Linked DNA regions of Mus musculus: region 1 is linked to region 2. A link is a loop called in an ENCODE intact Hi-C map of the cell type or tissue named here. Cell type or tissue: heart. All regions are shown on one strand.

Region 1 (8,000 bases), 110 kb before region 2:
GTGTTTCTGGATAAAAAGTATTTGAAAAATATGGTCATTAAAACCCAAACAAGCAAGACATTTAGAGTCTGTAATTCTGAACAAACTGGGTTGGACTGCCATGTTTAATACTCTGCACATTTGAGCACAGCAACACTGAGAGTGTGCATAACAGTATGGCATATACTTTGGGTACATGTATAAGCTTCAACATTTTTACTTTACACATTGCAAAAAACAGTTACTAGGAACACCAGCCTGTGTTTTCTCCCAATCCTTTATTCTAGGAAAGCCTTTGTGTTCATCTGCCTCGGGAGTGTTTACACACAATGGTTTAAACAGAAGTTTCTAGAAACGCTGCTACCTTTTCCTTGTCTAGGTTTTGCTTTCTCTCAAGGCAAAAAGCTTGATGGATGTTGGGACAGGGAGCAAGGAGAGCGCCTCAGCAGGCTGGATGGGGATGAAGGCTGTCTACAGCCTCAAGACAGAGGTGAGAGCTTTCTGCAGGAAATGCCAGGGCTGTGGAGAAGTGAGCGTCCAGGTGGAATTCCCTGCAAGGGGCAGCTTCCTGAGCAGTAACAAGCTCTCAGCAGAAGCAGCTGTGGCACGTCTCACAAGGAAGCCAAAGCCTGTTCTCGGGGACCCTAAGGCAAGGTCAGAGAAAAGAGGCATGTCCTGCTATGGAGGGCCTGACTGATCCCCAACATGGTATGTTCCAAACAGACTGTGTAAAAGGCCCTGACCAGAGATCTGTAATCAGGAGCCGAGACCCATTACTTCTCAAGTCAAGGGTCAAGGGCTCAGACTGAAATATGCTTCAACTCTAAAAAAACAAACAAACATCCCAGTGTGTAAATACTCAAATCTGTGAGTCACACTAGCATAACACCCACACCTGCTATCCATGTTTAAATGTTTAAAAATGCAAGTTGCTGCTGCAGAATTATTGCGCACGCCTTGGGCTTTCATCAAGCCATGCAGCTGTGGCAAATTTTTGGCTAGGTTAAGAGGAGGTTAGATACATCTCCATCCCTTACCTCTGAGAGAGACTCACTGGAGCTATGACAGAATTGAGGTGAGATGGTGCAGATGCTCTTCAGAGGTGAGTTAGAACTGACCAACAACCTGTGCCCTCCAGAGTTCCCCAACCAGCCCTCACTGAAGTCAAAAGGACGCATGTGCTACCACAGTGTCTCCAGCTTGTGCACTGAAGTGCTAGAACCGTGACTCATTTGCCACATCTGCATAACACCTGGCCTATGTTTACTAAATATTTCTCTAATCCAGACTTGGTTTTATTACTTAAATAAATTTATCCTCACCCTAAACGGCAATATCCATGAAATTACAAGTCCTGCACACACCCATACACTTTTCAGCAGGCATGTAAAAATGCCAAATTACCGAAAGAAGTGTGCAACCAGGCACGGCCTAAGATTATGTCACACTCACTACCGGCACACTTGCTACAGCTCGGGAAACCCTGCACTGCACAATGGTGGCACTAGATGTTCTTCTGATTCCATTTTCTTTCTTTCTTTTCCTTTCTTTTTTTTTTTTTCTTAACCCACTTCTCTTCGATTTATGCTAAATTAAATGAAAACTAGCAAAGCGTGCTGAAAACGTTGGGTAGTACAGTGAGCCCTGTGGTTTTCTCCAGGAAGGGCTGCTCTTTCACCCCTTTGTCTAGGAGTGTATCGGCAAAGTCTTGCTTCATCAGACTCAGCCTACTTGATCCTCCAGTGATTCCATTTTCTTTCTCCTGGCTTCTAAACTGTGATTACTTACCAGTGACAATGGGTTTGAATATAAAACGTTATTCAAAGAAGGAGGAAGCTAAGCGAGAGTAGGAGAACACGAAGAAGTAACATAAAAGAAAGAAGGGTGGAGGTCATAAAGAGAAGGACAAGACGCCCAGACAAAATATCCAAACAGAAATGCTAGCAGCAGAGGGAATGCTGCGTTTGCACATGTTTGAGCAATGTAACCACACCAGGAAATCTACTCATCAAAAGGATGGTTACCTGGAGAATGGCGACATTACCTTCAGCAATTACATAATGGTAGCACAGACCTGGAAATAGGGAGCATGGCGCTCTGCTTCCCCAGGGTCCTTGCATCGCACTGATATGCAGTTGTGGCTTTTTGCCCCTATAGACATACAGCCCTGGACTTGGGGACCCTCCTTCTTAAGGGGGTCCCTCCCTCTTCTTCCTTCCTTACCCTTCTTATCATCTCAGGAAGAAATTCCTGCAAAGCTCTTCCTTTGGTCACTGATATCTCTGGGAACCAAACCCATTAAGATATTTTTGATCCTTACTCATGCTATTTTGAATGTCTGGGTCACAGGAAGGAACCGATAAAAATAGAATTACAATGCCCCTACTGCCGAAGCGGCAAGGAAGTGATTAGGATTGATGTCTGAATAAATATACACTAGCAGCTCCTGCACGTGATTGGCCTTTGGTCGGACCAAAAGAAGCGTAGGTCTTAGTGACCGCACATGTGTGCATTTGTTTCGCATGTCCCGTGTGCCTTTTTCTTAAGAGAAGACCCCCTCTTTTTAAAAAGATTAAGAATATACTAATGACCGTTCAGTGGTTAAGAGAACTTGTTCTTGCAAATGACTTAAGTTCAATTCCAAGCACCCATGTGGTGGGTCACAAAATCATTTGTAACTCCAGTTCCAGGGAAGCTGATGCCTTCTTCTGACTTCTATGGGCACTAGGCACACCCTTGTAATGTACATGTGAGCAAACCACTCATACATATAAAATAGATATGTAAAAAATAGTATAAAATGATGATAGTGATATAAAATGATGATCAATGTTCATTGAACACAGACTGACAAGTAAGGAACTTGAAAGTTGGTATGTACAAACTCATCCAGTGTCCAGAGCCAACAATCTAATGGGGGATAAATGGATACTATCCTCCTCCTCTTTTTCTTTCTCTCTTTCTTTCTTTCTTTCTTTCTTTCTTTCTTTCTTTCTTTCTTTCTTTCTTTCTTTCTTTCTCTCTCTCTCTCTCTCTCTCTCTTTCTTTCTTTCTCTCTTTCTTTCCTTTCTTTCTTTCTTTAAATAAAAAAAGCAAGTCAGAATCAGAGATGTAACTGCCATACAATAGACAGATACAAGTTAATCCCGCCTCTCCTGATAGGGTTAATATCATGGGGATTAATTAGTTTCTTTGACTCTAGCCTCCAACTGCAGTGCTAGAGGTGCTTAAGAAGGGGTGGCTACCAAGATGAAATGGAAAGGCAAGTCTAGTCCTTCCCCGGGCTTGGGCTTGCAGCACTGTAAACTTCCAAGTTCAAGGTGTTGCCAGCACAGATGCCATTATCTCCACAATGGCTCCTCCTTCCACACTTTCCATTGATCAGTAGACCATCCCCACTGAACATATGAACCTGACAGTATTAAACAGACAAACTTCTAAGAAAAGAGTATGCGCTAACCCCAGGATTTCCTTCTGTGTCTGGGAAGGTGCCCAGAGAAGCCTATGTATGGACAACACTCTCAGCCTACCTTGAACCACGTCCGTCAAGTAACACCAAATACACTGTCTGCAGCCACGTCAGCTCAAAGAGTCGTGCCTGCTCGTGTGAGAATATGCTGGCTCTCTCTGCACCTGAATTCTTTTATCCATCTCTTGTCATCATTCTATCCACTTTTAGTTTAGCATATTCTCTTATGCTTTTTAAATTATCATTTCACACTTAAAATTATGAAAGGATGGTCCACCATGACAGTGGACAGCCATGTAGACAGTTCATGATAAACAAGAGGCCATGATCCCATTTCTTTAGTCCTTTTCTCTCTGCCTTTTATTTTCCCTATTATTAATTTGCAGGGCTCTGGATCAAACCCAGGGCTTGTGTGCAGATGAGCATTCTATCAGTAACTCTGAAAAACTTCTTCCTTCACATTATCTGAGAGCCTACCGGCCCAGCATGGTCTTTCAAGCAAGCAAACTCCTTTAATAAGCACCAAACACTATCTGGAAAGTAGACATTCAATGTCTTCCTGTCACCCATAGACTTAACTCCCTGGTCCCTGTGCTCTTTGGAGCCACACCAACCGCCTCCCTTTCCTTCCACCTGAGGGCCTAATGTCTTATTTACACTGCCAGGTTCCTCTTACTCCTCATTAGCCATGTGCCCTGCAGCCCAGGACAATGGCTGCCTCTCTCTGGCTTTCTCCACCTCTTCTGCCTTCTCTTCTTTCATCATACACATTTAGGTTTCCAGTCTCTAAGATTCTCCATAAGTTAATGTCAGAGAGAAACTTTAAATGTGCTACCTATCTACAGAAGGTGTCCAGTTGCAGCCTGAGTAAATAAACATCTTTCACAACAGGCACCTTTCGAAAACCATCACCAGTACATTATCAAGTGGCAAGAATCACTTCATGCAAGTCAGCAGGACAGAAGTTCAAGTTCTCACCTGCTTTGAGCCCACAAGTCCTAAATCTCTCATTGTTAATATCTCAGCCTATCTCAAGTAAAGTAAAAACCTTAGTCCTACTACTGCAGATAACTGCAGTACTCCCACTTGCTATCCTGGCCTCCTTTCCTTCCTCAATACCCTCGTGTTAGTATGCACTGAATCTAGCATTCTTCCAAAAGGAAAAAAACAAAACAAAACAAAACAAAACAACAACAACAAAACCACGTTTCCCCAGAAGCACAGGATGCAATCCAGACAATTTCACAAAGCACTCTGACCCTGACAGCCAGCTCTTAGTCCACCACACACTGAGTTCTAGGGCCAGGCAATTGCCTACACATTCTAAGCTCTTAGCTCCTACTAGCACTGCTCTTGTCTGTGGACACACCTGAGAGATCCTCTTCCCGGTTCTTCCCAGTCTCCCTGACGCATCTCCTTCCCCACCCAAACCAGACCAGCTGCTCCCAGTGTCTGTCTCCAAAGCAATCTTACAAAATTAGCTCTTACTTCATTTGCTTATCTCCCCCTCTTTACTAAGTGTCTTACAAGGTCCCCCAGGGTCAGTGACTTGCTTCGTTCATGCCCGTGTCTCCAGCACATAGGGTTGTGTTTGACACTGCATGGAACAGGCTCTCCATAGCTAACAGCTAAATTAACCTCCGAATAAAACTCTAAACAGTGCAAGGGTACGTTTCTACCACCGAGACAGCTTCAGAAGGCTGTCTTTGGGCTGTTTATCTTTTCTCACTGGCTCTCTTTTCCTCCTAAATCCACCTGCCATGGCTTTCCGAAGGACAACAAACCCGTTTATAACATGCAACCAACAAGTTTTCTTTCAAGTTTGATAGGGCCACAGTATGAATCTTCTTAACCCTCCTTTTGAACTGTACTTGGCATACGTCTGCAGAATATGTTTAGCTTGTTTCTCTTCCATGAATGCTTGTATACATTATGCATGCATGTGCCCCATGCCCACAAAGGCCAGGAGAGTGTTGGAGTCTCTGGAGCCTGAGTTGCAGATAGTTGTGAGCCACCACATAGATGCTGGGAACTAGCTAGATCTGGCTTCTCTGCCAGAACAGTAGCTGCTCTTAAAGGCAGAGTCATCTCTATAGTCTCAAGAAATGGTTCTCGAGGGGTGGGTCTGCAAGGCTCAAAAACCAATACGTATGGGATCCAGAACTTGAGTCTAGAATCTAAGAGTTTTAAATCATGAATAGGGTTGAATTTAAAAGATTTTTTTCTTCACCTACTGAGCGAGGAGGAAACTCAGATGCATTTTCTCCCTTATTGTGTATTTTTATTTTATGTGCAATGATGTTTTGCCTGCATGTGTGTTTGTGTGACAATGTCACATCCCCAGGAACTAGAGTTACAGATAGCTGTCAGCTGCCACGTAGGTGCTGAGAATTGAACCTGGGTCCTCTTGAAGAGCAGCCAGTGCTCTTAACCACTGAGCAATCTCTTTAGTCCTTTATTGCTAATGGAAGCAATTAGACTGACTGATTTATTCTTCCTTCCTTCCTTCCTTCCTTCCTTCCTTCCTTCCTTCCTTCCTTCCTTCCTTTATCCCCTCCCTTCCTCCCTCCCTCTGTACCCCTCCTTCTGTCTTTCATTGCTGACTCCCTCCCAACCTCTTCCCTTCTTTTTCCCCTCCTCCCTTCCAAATCCTTCCAAATGGTACACCCAGACTCTTTTCCTGGGATAAATTAAAGCTAGACTAGTATGTTAGGAATTTTTTTTTGTTCTTTGTTTTGTTTTGCATGTTTTTGGATTTGATCTGTGAGTGTTTTATATAGTATCTTAGTGTCTGCTCATGGTGTAACATAGTTTCCTATAAGTTTTGTTCTCTTTCTTAGATGGTATGTTGACTATAAAGTAAGATGGGAAGTGGTCTTTCTTCTAAATAGTTGATGAAATTCATCATTAAAGATACTGTGACTTACTTTTCATAATAAAAGGTTTTGAAGTGAAATCAGTTTAATTATTATATCGAGACACTCAAATTTTGTATTTTATTTTGTGCACATCCTTTTTCCTTTTTAGTATTTTTTAAAGAAAGTTGTGCACTTACTGTAAGTTTCAAATTTTGTCAGCATAAAGTTGCTCATGAACCCCTCTTATCTTTTCAGAGTTCCAAAGCTTTGTAGTGAGAACTCCTTTCCATTCCTCATACTAATGGTTTATAGTCTTGATCAGTAAGGGCTCATCAGTTTGATTTTTTTTTTTTCAAATAACAAGTTTTAATTCTGTTACATTCTGTTTCATTGATTTCTCTTAATTTTATTCATTTCAGTTTCTTCCATGTCTTCATTTTGGATCTTGCTTGCTCTATCTTTTGGGGGGTAGAGCAGCCTTAAGTAATTGGTTTTCGTCCGTGTTTCATACTACAGAGATTAAAAACTTCAATGTAGAGAAAGGGGGAAAGGGAACCCTTATAGATTGTTAGTAGAAGTGTAAACTACTCAAACCTGTGTCAAAATCAGGTTGGGGGTTGCTCAACAAATTAAAAGTAGTTCTTCCCTATGACTGGGTTACATCACTCCTAGGTATTTACCTTAAGAATTCCTACTCACTGTATCACAGAGATAATTATACGTCAATGCTTAGTTGCAGTATTATTCATAACAGCTAATTTATGAAACTAACCTAGGCGTCCATCAACAGTGGAACATGAAAAATGTGGTTTATATACACGATAAGATATAATTCAGCCATTAAGAATAATAAAATTATATTGTTTGAATGAAAAGTGGATGTAAATGGAGATTATTATATTTAGTGAATTAAGTTGGTCTCAGAAAAATGAACATTGTCTTTTGCTCTCACTTGTGGATCTTAGATTTTATATATATATATATATAATCATGAACATAGAAGCAAGGGCTAGCAGGATGGCTCAGCAGGTAAAGGTACTTGTAATAAGCTTGGTAACCTAAATTCAATCCCTAGAGCCCATGTAGGGCTGAAGGAAAGAGCAGACTCCAGAGTTTCTCTGATCTCCATATATAGTCCATGGCACATATACCCCCTACATACATTATGCCCTTATGTACACACACACACACACACACACACACACACACACCAAAATAAATAATTACAATAATAATAAATTCAAATTTAAAGTGAAGGTAGAAACAAAACTACCTAGAGGAAGAAAGAGGGCAAGTGAAAGGGCAGGAGAAGAACAGAGACTGAGAGGTATATGGGGAAATAAGCTTGTGGTGGTTTGAATGAGAATGGACCTCAAAGGTTCTTATGTTTGAATATGTAGTCCCCTGTTGGCAGAACTGTTTGGAAAGGGTCAGGAGATGTGGCCTTGTTGAAGGATGTGTCACAGTGGGTGGGATCTGAGGTTTCAAAAGCCTAAGTCATTCCCAGTGTGCTCTCTGCATCCTGCTTATGGATTAAGATGTGAGCTCTCAGCTGTCCCTGCTGCATGCCTTTGCTCTGCCATCATGGACTCGAACCCACTGAAACTGTTAGCCCAATTAAATGCTCTTTTTTATAAGTTGCCTTGGTCATGGTTGTTAGCATTCTGTCTAAGTTCCACCACACAGTTACCTGG
Region 2 (8,000 bases):
CCAAGAAATTTCCAGCAATTCTCATTCTTTTTATAAGTGTCAATGTATTGGTTGCCATGTGAAGTACAGAAATGAAAATGTCTGTTCTTATGGCAGATAATCAAAGATGGAGGGACACAAGCCCTTGCATGGAAGCTGTTGCAATTGATGAGCACTTGGAAGAAGCAGGAGGCACCACACACTCCTTGGTTAACTAACCCTTGGCTAACCTGCATTTTTCTCAAAACAATGTATCAGAATTAATTTGCCATGTATACCATTAAGCTCCAGACATCTTAGCTGTTATCTCAAAAAAAAAATAGAATAATAAGATTAGATTGAAATTTAGCATGAAACACCTTAAAATAGCGAACAAAAGCAGATAGACCGTCTGTCATAATAAGCCATTTATTTTATTATTTTGCAACCCAGGGCTCCTGTAGCCCTCCATATGCTAGCTGGGCTAAGAACACAATAGTGAAGCAAGCTAGGTTATACCCACCTGGCCTTGGTTCCCATAGCCCAGAGAGAAGCCCTGGTATTCTGACTCTTTTAACATAATGTTGCCTTGGGTTCCCTTGCTGCTGTTTCCTCCCTTCAGGGAGGTATGACTCCCTTGAGCACGAGTTGATAGACAATCTGGCCAGTAGGATTAGCTAAGTCAAATCTTGCCCTGCTCCTCCCATGTAAGATAATCTGTAAAGAACTGCTTACGAATCATAATGTAGCAGTTTCATACTAAGTTTGCAGCTGTTTCCTTAATTTCCTACACAATTATATTTTACTGTTATTTTGCATAACAGTAAAACACAACACCTGCTTCAAATTGCAGTCCTGTTCTGAGTGCTGTAATTCTCTTTTGAGACACAAAGTACCGAGACACAACTGAAGCACGGAGCTGCGTAATTGCGTGGTACTGAAAAGTAAACACAAATGAAGACATCTTCCTGTTACAGAAATGACTGTCATTAAAAAGAATGTTAGCCATCAAAGCGCAGAGGGGGAAAAATAGGCATTTTCAGAATACAAGAACTTAGTGTTTGCATAAATTAGGGAGTGGTATAAAAACTACTTGGCGATTCTTATTTTCCTTCCATCAATGTCTATTGTGTGAGATACAGAACATTTCAGAAGCAACAGAAAACCAAATTCATGTCTAGACCAATGTGACCTCAGAGTAAGTTTCTGTACCCCTTGCCAGAAAGAATTTAAATGGGAAGAAAACTTACTAATTAAACTAAAAGAGTGTAGGCCAGAAATAAAATAGTCATATTGAGTATTTACAGTGACTTGAAGTGGCTAGAGGGAGACCCTCTTAAGCCGTCTCGATTGAAGCCAAAAAGAAGCGGAACTTAGATGCCGGATTCACACTTCTAAGTAGTCCTGGCTATCCTGAAGTTAGCCTGTAGATTTTCATTTTCTGTCAGGAAACACCTACCTACCTCTTTGCTACTCTGCCCCAGCAAGGTAAACAATCTCTCTCCACTAGCAAGCCCAGACGTCTGTGATTCTGAAGGGCTAAATGGGTGGCTAGCACCTCATTTGAATTCATCTTTGCCTTGTTCCCTTTCAAATGTTTTATCGAAACAGTGCACCTGCCGGGTCTATCTTCTTTAATCTGGAGTCCTTTGAAGGAAATGTCAGACCGAGGCAGAGAGCTTCAAAACTTTCATAGCACCTTTACAGACAAGTCAAGAAAAGGCTTATTTTTTAAAATGCTATGTTCAATTCCGTCCATGTACCAAAATGAACATATCCTAAGACTGGTGTGTGTGTGTGTGTGTGTGTGTGTGTGTGTGTGTGTGTGCGCGCGCACGAGTGTGATTGGGAGGACAAGGGATAGAGGAAGGATCTCCGTGACAAAGCCATGAGCTAAACCACGTCACTTTAATGAGATATGGGGGAAAGCCTGAAAGATGGAAGGACTTCACCTTAACCTTCGAAGATGCTGCACCACCCTGCTTCAAATATTCAGGCTATAACCACCCCCTCCCAACTACATCTTCTCACAACAGTTAAAGGGAGAAGCCTTCTTCTTTTAATTTTATACTTCAATGCATTTTATCCACAAACAAAGGCACCCAGTACAAGATGCCAAAATGCCTAAAGAAAAATCTAAACAGGACTGTCACTGCCAAGCATTCATGCTGGTGTTAGAGTTTCTGTTAAAAAAAAAAAAAAAAAAGAAGAAGAAAGAAAGAAAGAAAACCCACGTGAGCACATTGAGCATTTCCTAGACAGCAGTCACTCTGTCCCTTAAGCTGAAATTTTCTTTTCCAGGAACCCACTTGGAAAACCTCTTAAAGTCTGCTGGCAAGGAGGGGATTAAACACTGAAGGCTTAAATAACTGTCTCCACCTCCTAGACACCAGAAGTCCGATTTACCTCAACTTTCAAAGCAACCATTTCTGACCTCTGTACTCGCGTGCTGCCTACGCCAAACCCAGAAGAAATGAGCCCTGGATTTCGCTTTCCTTGTTTAAATAATGGTGCTCATTTGAGTTAGGAAGATAGCCACCTCACTTACTGGGTGGAGGGACTTTGGAGTTCGCTCCTGATCCAACCCCGCCAAAATTCATTCTCTCCTCCCTCTGTCTCGCGGATCGAGAACCTTAACTCACGCCCCTACTCTTTTATGCCCATTTCCAGTTACTCATCTCCGCATGCGGGAGCGATGCCCACACGCTGTCCAAACCGTGGCTGCACCGCTTCTTTATTTTTCTGGAAATGCTAAAAAAGTTCCACGTGCCTCTGTCCACTAAGCTCCCTCCCTTCCCTTCACACTTACACCTGAACTTGTCTCCAGCACTGCTGACACCCAGCTGGCACATTCTTTCGGAGAGGGAGGGCACGACTTTTCTCCTGAGCCTCTGACAAAGCGTGGGGTCTATATATGGTGGGGCGAGGGGGGACGCAGAATTCTCTACTTTGGATTGGTTTGTTTGTTTTAAATCTAGGGTGGGCAGATGAGGTGGGGGGCTGCAGCTACTACACACATACACGCGCGCGCGCGCGCGCACACACACACACACACACACACACACACATGCCCTGCTCTGTCAACAGCTCCCGTTGCCTGGTCCTGGCCACAACTCCCTCCTCTTTCCGTAGACGCTGAGTACCCGCTGGGCACCGCCACTGCCGGCGGTGGAGGCAGCACGAAGGACAGTAGACTTTCTCCCCCAGGGTCGGTTAAGCATTTTCCCCCACCTTCCTCTCTCCCAGCGGGACACCGACTGAAGACCGCCGTAGAAAACGGGCTCTGACGTCGCTGCCATCCTCGGTGGGGCATCTTAACCCCAGGTCTGGGACGGAAGCCTCCGAAGCGCACTGGCATCTCCGAGCATACAGACCAGAGCCCGAGTCCGTACCCTAAGCAGCTGCCTCTTTGCTCTGAGTCCCGGAGCTGCCAGGCTCCTCCCGGGAACAGTTGGGAAGGGAAGAGATCCAGCCAGCCATCGGGCTGGAGGAGAATGTGGAGGCCACCGCCTTGCCCCCTCTTTGGAAGTCTTTCCCTTCCAGTTAAAGTTGTGTGTTTTTCCCAGCCTGACCTGTTAGTGTCTTTACCATCACAAATCAATTACACATTTTTCATGACCCGCATTCACTCTTAATTCCGGGTGTGTTGTGGGGTGCGCTATAAATCAACCCCACTGCTTATCTTTCCGTGCTCTTTTCTTGCTGGGGGATTTCAATGCCCTCTCGAACCTCTAGGTTAAAAAAAAAAAAATGCTCCCTTCACCTCCTAGGCCGCAAAAGCCCGAAATTCAAAAGATTTTAAAAGAGAATCTTGCCACATGTAAATGTAAATAGGGTTGGGGGGTAAAGGGGGAGATCCACACAACTACTGCTTAGGTAGAAAAGAAACTGGGCGGCTACGGTTACTTTTCCACGCTGCCGTACCCCGCCTCCCAGCCCTCTCGCTCGGCAGGCAGCAATCGCCGAGACCGGAGAGTAAGGTCCGGGCGCGGGGGCTGGCGGAGAGCTCCGCGCTGGAGCGCTGCGCGCGCGGGCGGCCGGAGCACAAAGCTGCACCGAGCCGTCCGGCCACTGCACCTGGCCCCGGGCCGCCGCGGGCGCACAGGGCTCGGGCCAACACAATGCACCCGGGCCTAGGCCGGGGCAGCTGCGGCGCACGACCCTGGGACTTTCTAGTAAACAGATCTCGGACTCCCGGGCCCCACCCCCATCCCTTGCCCCGGGGCTTTGCCGCAGGCTTTCGCGGACAACCCCCTCCCCCTGCCGCCACCACCTTCCTGAGAAACCCGGCGGAGGAGGGGGCAGGGAGGTGGGGACCCCGAGAGGTCCGTGGCCGAGGGCTGGGGGGAAGGGAGAACAGGGGGCGAGATGGGGAGTGGGAAGAAGGACAGCTACGTAAAGAAATTCGCTCTCGCTTGTTGGGGGCTTCGGGGGAGACAAATCTGCTCTCCCCGGGTCCTCGAGTGTTCAGTCGGCCAACCTCAGGGTCGGCGGGGCCGCCGCGCTCCGCAGCCCCCGCGCCCTCGCACGCGCCTCTGACAAGGCACCTCTCACCCGGGCTCCGCTTTGTGTGTGCATTTTTTTTTCCCCTTCCTCTCGCGCCCGGCACCGGCCGCCTCCTCCCCCCTCCCCCGCCCTCCGCCTCCCTTCCCCGGGCGGATTACCTTTCCCGGGCTGCGCTCCGGGTCCCCGGGATGCCTTCAGCGCCCGGTGTGCGGGCGAGCCATCGCCAAGCAACCCGAGCCGGCTTGGAGCAGCGCTGGGGGCGGCAGGGGCGAGGGGCGCGGGCGGGCCAGAACCTTCGACCCCGGAGGTCCCCGCCGCCGATCCAGGGCCTGGGAGGGCAGCACAGGGGCGCGGTGCGAGCGGGACGCGGGGTCGCTGCGTGGGGAGGTGGAGAGGACCGGAGCAGCCTCGATCTGGGAAGAGAAGGAGCGAGGGGGCGAGGAGAGGCAGCGAGGGCGCGGCGAGCGAAGGGAGCGCGAGCGGTGCAGTGACAGGGACTGCCACTGGGGTCAAAGGAGCACAGCTCCAGGAAGCAGGGCCGCCCAGGCGCCGCTTGCTGTGAGCTCCCCGCTGGGACCCCGCGCCCTGCACGCCCCTGCCGTAGTTCCGGCCCACTCGAACCCCCCACCCACGCCCCGAGGCCGCGGGGTTTCCAGGAGAGGAGGGAGAGCGGAGGGCGAGGCCCGCAGGCTGCTGGTGCTCCCTGGGTCAAGCAGGCGGCAGGAAGCTGAGCTGCAAGTTCACCATCGTGTGTGATCAGCGTTAAAATGATAGGGGTCGGGGAGATGGGGGCGGGCCACTGAGCGCCAGGAAAATAAGGGAGCCCCCCAGATGGTCGTCTTCTGCAAAGAGAACACCAAGCCCCCGCCCCCCACTCATGAACCTGCCAGGCTCTGTCAGAGGTCCTGGCACAGCTCCAAAGCGCAGAACTCGCTGCAGGGGCAGGAGGAGCGACTGGGGCACTAAGATCTCACAAGAGGGGCGACCCCAGGGTCCCTCCACACTGCTGAACTGAGACTTTCCTATGGGGTATCAAGGCTTCCCTCTCCTAAACCCTCTCATAGAGCCAGAGGCACACACACCCCACTTTGGCTCTGTAATGTTGTTCCTGAGAAAGAAAAGGCCAACCCAGCTGGTGTTTTTTCACCTTCAAGAATTAAGACAGGTTCAGGATAAGAAGGTGAAGTCAGGCAAAGGCTTTAATTGTTTCCGCACCCACACCCCCGCGCCCCTTTGAATCACATTCTCCCTTTCCCAAAGACACGCTCTTCAAATAAATAAATAAATAAATAAATCGAAGTTACTCCAATTTTCTCTGCTACTTTGGAAACCTGGCGGGGAAGGGGAGCGGAACACTAGGATTTGTATGCAAAAGGAGGGCGGGGTAAGGATAGGAAAAGCCGCTGAAATGGTGGGACAGACGGCTTTTTAGAAAACTTGGTTGGCACGGCTGTCTGAAAGATGAGGTGGCCCTGTGATGTTATGCCACTGTCAGAGCCGAAGGATTTGGACGGCGACCAGATCTAATTCCTTTCTAGGAGTCAGATTCAAAAAAAAAAAAAAAAAAAAAAAAAAAAAAAGAAGAAGAAGAAGAAAGAAGAAAAGAAAAGAAAATCTGCATTCTCCGAAGGGAACACCAATGTATGTGCACGAGAGTGAAACCTGTGCTTTGTATACTACATGACAACTGACTAGACGTCCTGGCTGAAATTATATCCCCTAAAATTAAAAAGGAGCCGTTTCAACCTGGCCTGTAGCCTCTGTGCTGAGACTAATTGGTTTCCAAGGTCTGGAAAGGAAGGGAGAGAGGCAGAAGGAGCCCCTTATTTAAAGAAAAAAAAAAAAAAGATCAAACGGAATTCGCTTGAAAATATTTCCCTTTTACAATGGACTTTCCTGACACTTGAATTTTAAGTAGTCCATCTCTTCTGCTCAGGATGCAGAAATGAAGGGGAAATGGGCTTACTGATGTACTTTCATTGTATAGTGTGCCCAGAGTGTCAGTGCTTGCCTGATGGGCTGAGGGGAAAGGACAGTGCCTTCTCTGGCCAAGCACAAATCACAGCAAGTGACACTGACATTAAAGGATGCCAAAGATGAGGTGAAGGGGCAGTTTCATATTTTGCTGTCTTTTGGTTTTCAGCCCAACCATGAACACTGACTAGAAACTTGTTCTTTTAAGTTATTAGATTTTGTCTCCCAGAAGAGTTAGCAATACACTCCTCTTTTGTAAACAGTTTGAATTTTAAGACTAATTAGACTGATTTGATCAGTCTAATATCACTGTGCACTAACCCCCCCCCCCCACACACACACACACTGAATCGTTACTTGAAACAGTCATACTAATTTAATATGGTTTGAGATCTAAATATGGGCACACTGACTATAAATAACAATGTGCTCTGTTTTACAGGCACATTTTAAAGGATATTTAATGTGATTAAAAATCAAGTGTGTGGTTCTTTACAAAGTTGGTGGGAATTTGTATCATTTTTTGAGTAGGAGAAACTGAGGAAAATAATATTTAAAACAAAATTTCAATATAAGAAGAAAACCAAACTTACTGGGTCCCTGCTTATAAATAATTAATTATCCAGCAATGACCAACTTGTACCTGGGTTGATAAGTTTTATTTCCATTAGGCTGTTAAAGCCAAACTTGTTCAAACAAAACCAAAAAAAAACTGGAGAAATGTAAATGAATTTAAGCAGTAAGTCAGGAACAAGAGGAAGTCACTTTTCAAATAATTTTCAGTAAGTGGATTTGAACTCCCAAATTGAGATATTATCCACAAGTAGAGGTACATACTCTAAAAGCTTACTTTCAAAATGATCGGATGCAGACCACATGCATTTCCTGATACTCACTGTAAATCCCTGCAAATATCTCCTCAGAATACATTTAGGGAAGAAAATGAGGGAGACTGGCAGAAGTTTAGATAGAAGCTTAGAAGCAAATGACGCTTCCCCTAAATGTTCAGTGCTTTGTTGGAATTCACGCTCAGCCTCCTGTAAGAGAGACTCCTGGAACAGAGCACACTAAAGCCAAGGTTAGTCCTACAACTCTTTAAAGGAATACAATCATTAACTCTCTTTGGATAATGAAATTATGTGAATCTCATGAAAAAAAAAAAACCACACAGCTATGTATGTTCCTTTTGTCTTCAACCTGTTCAAGTTTTTTATAATTATTTTCCATCAAAATTTGAGGTATCACTAGAAATGAGAGTGGCTAGTAGCACTACCACTAAGATATGATAAAAAATACTCAACAACAAACTACTTTTTAAACTCCTGAATCCTGATGGTCCTCACTTTTAAAAATAGTTTTGTGTGTATTTATTGTACCTCCTGCTCAAGGTTGTCCATCTATGCCTTATATTCCTCTCTATCCCTCACACAAATGTACAGTGCACACATAAGACACTTGGACATGGTTGTTAAATGACCACATGAATCAACAGATGAAAAAGCAAAGGACGGAGCGCATCAGTGAGAAAGTCAAATGAACAATGAAGAAAAATCCATGCCAGG

What was found. Peaks named below come from ENCODE experiments on the same cell type or tissue, not always from the same donor. Only the 100,000 strongest peaks of a DNase experiment are listed, where the experiment ranks them.
Region 1: it touches region 2 in a loop (2.0-fold over the local background); 2 of 42 quality-filtered maps call a loop at or near these places.

What each region holds. Positions count from the first base shown.
Region 1 is chr2:106,803,058-106,811,057 of GRCm38, reverse strand. The region is part of intron 4 of Mpped2 (metallophosphoesterase domain containing 2); the gene reads right to left. It also overlaps Gm22813. Among named protein-coding and RNA genes, the nearest start is that of C130023O10Rik, 11 kb to the left of the region's middle. In heart, no CTCF peak of the experiment used is centred here; no DNase peak of the experiment used is centred here.
Region 2 is chr2:106,690,444-106,698,443 of GRCm38, reverse strand. Mpped2 (metallophosphoesterase domain containing 2) reads right to left here and starts at 5,263. Exons shown (of 7, transcript NM_001143683.2): 1 at 4,623-5,263. In heart, a CTCF peak has its summit at 4,972; DNase peaks (open chromatin) are centred at 4,143, 4,613 and 5,073; H3K4me3 peaks cover 6,157 bases; H3K27ac peaks cover 5,609 bases.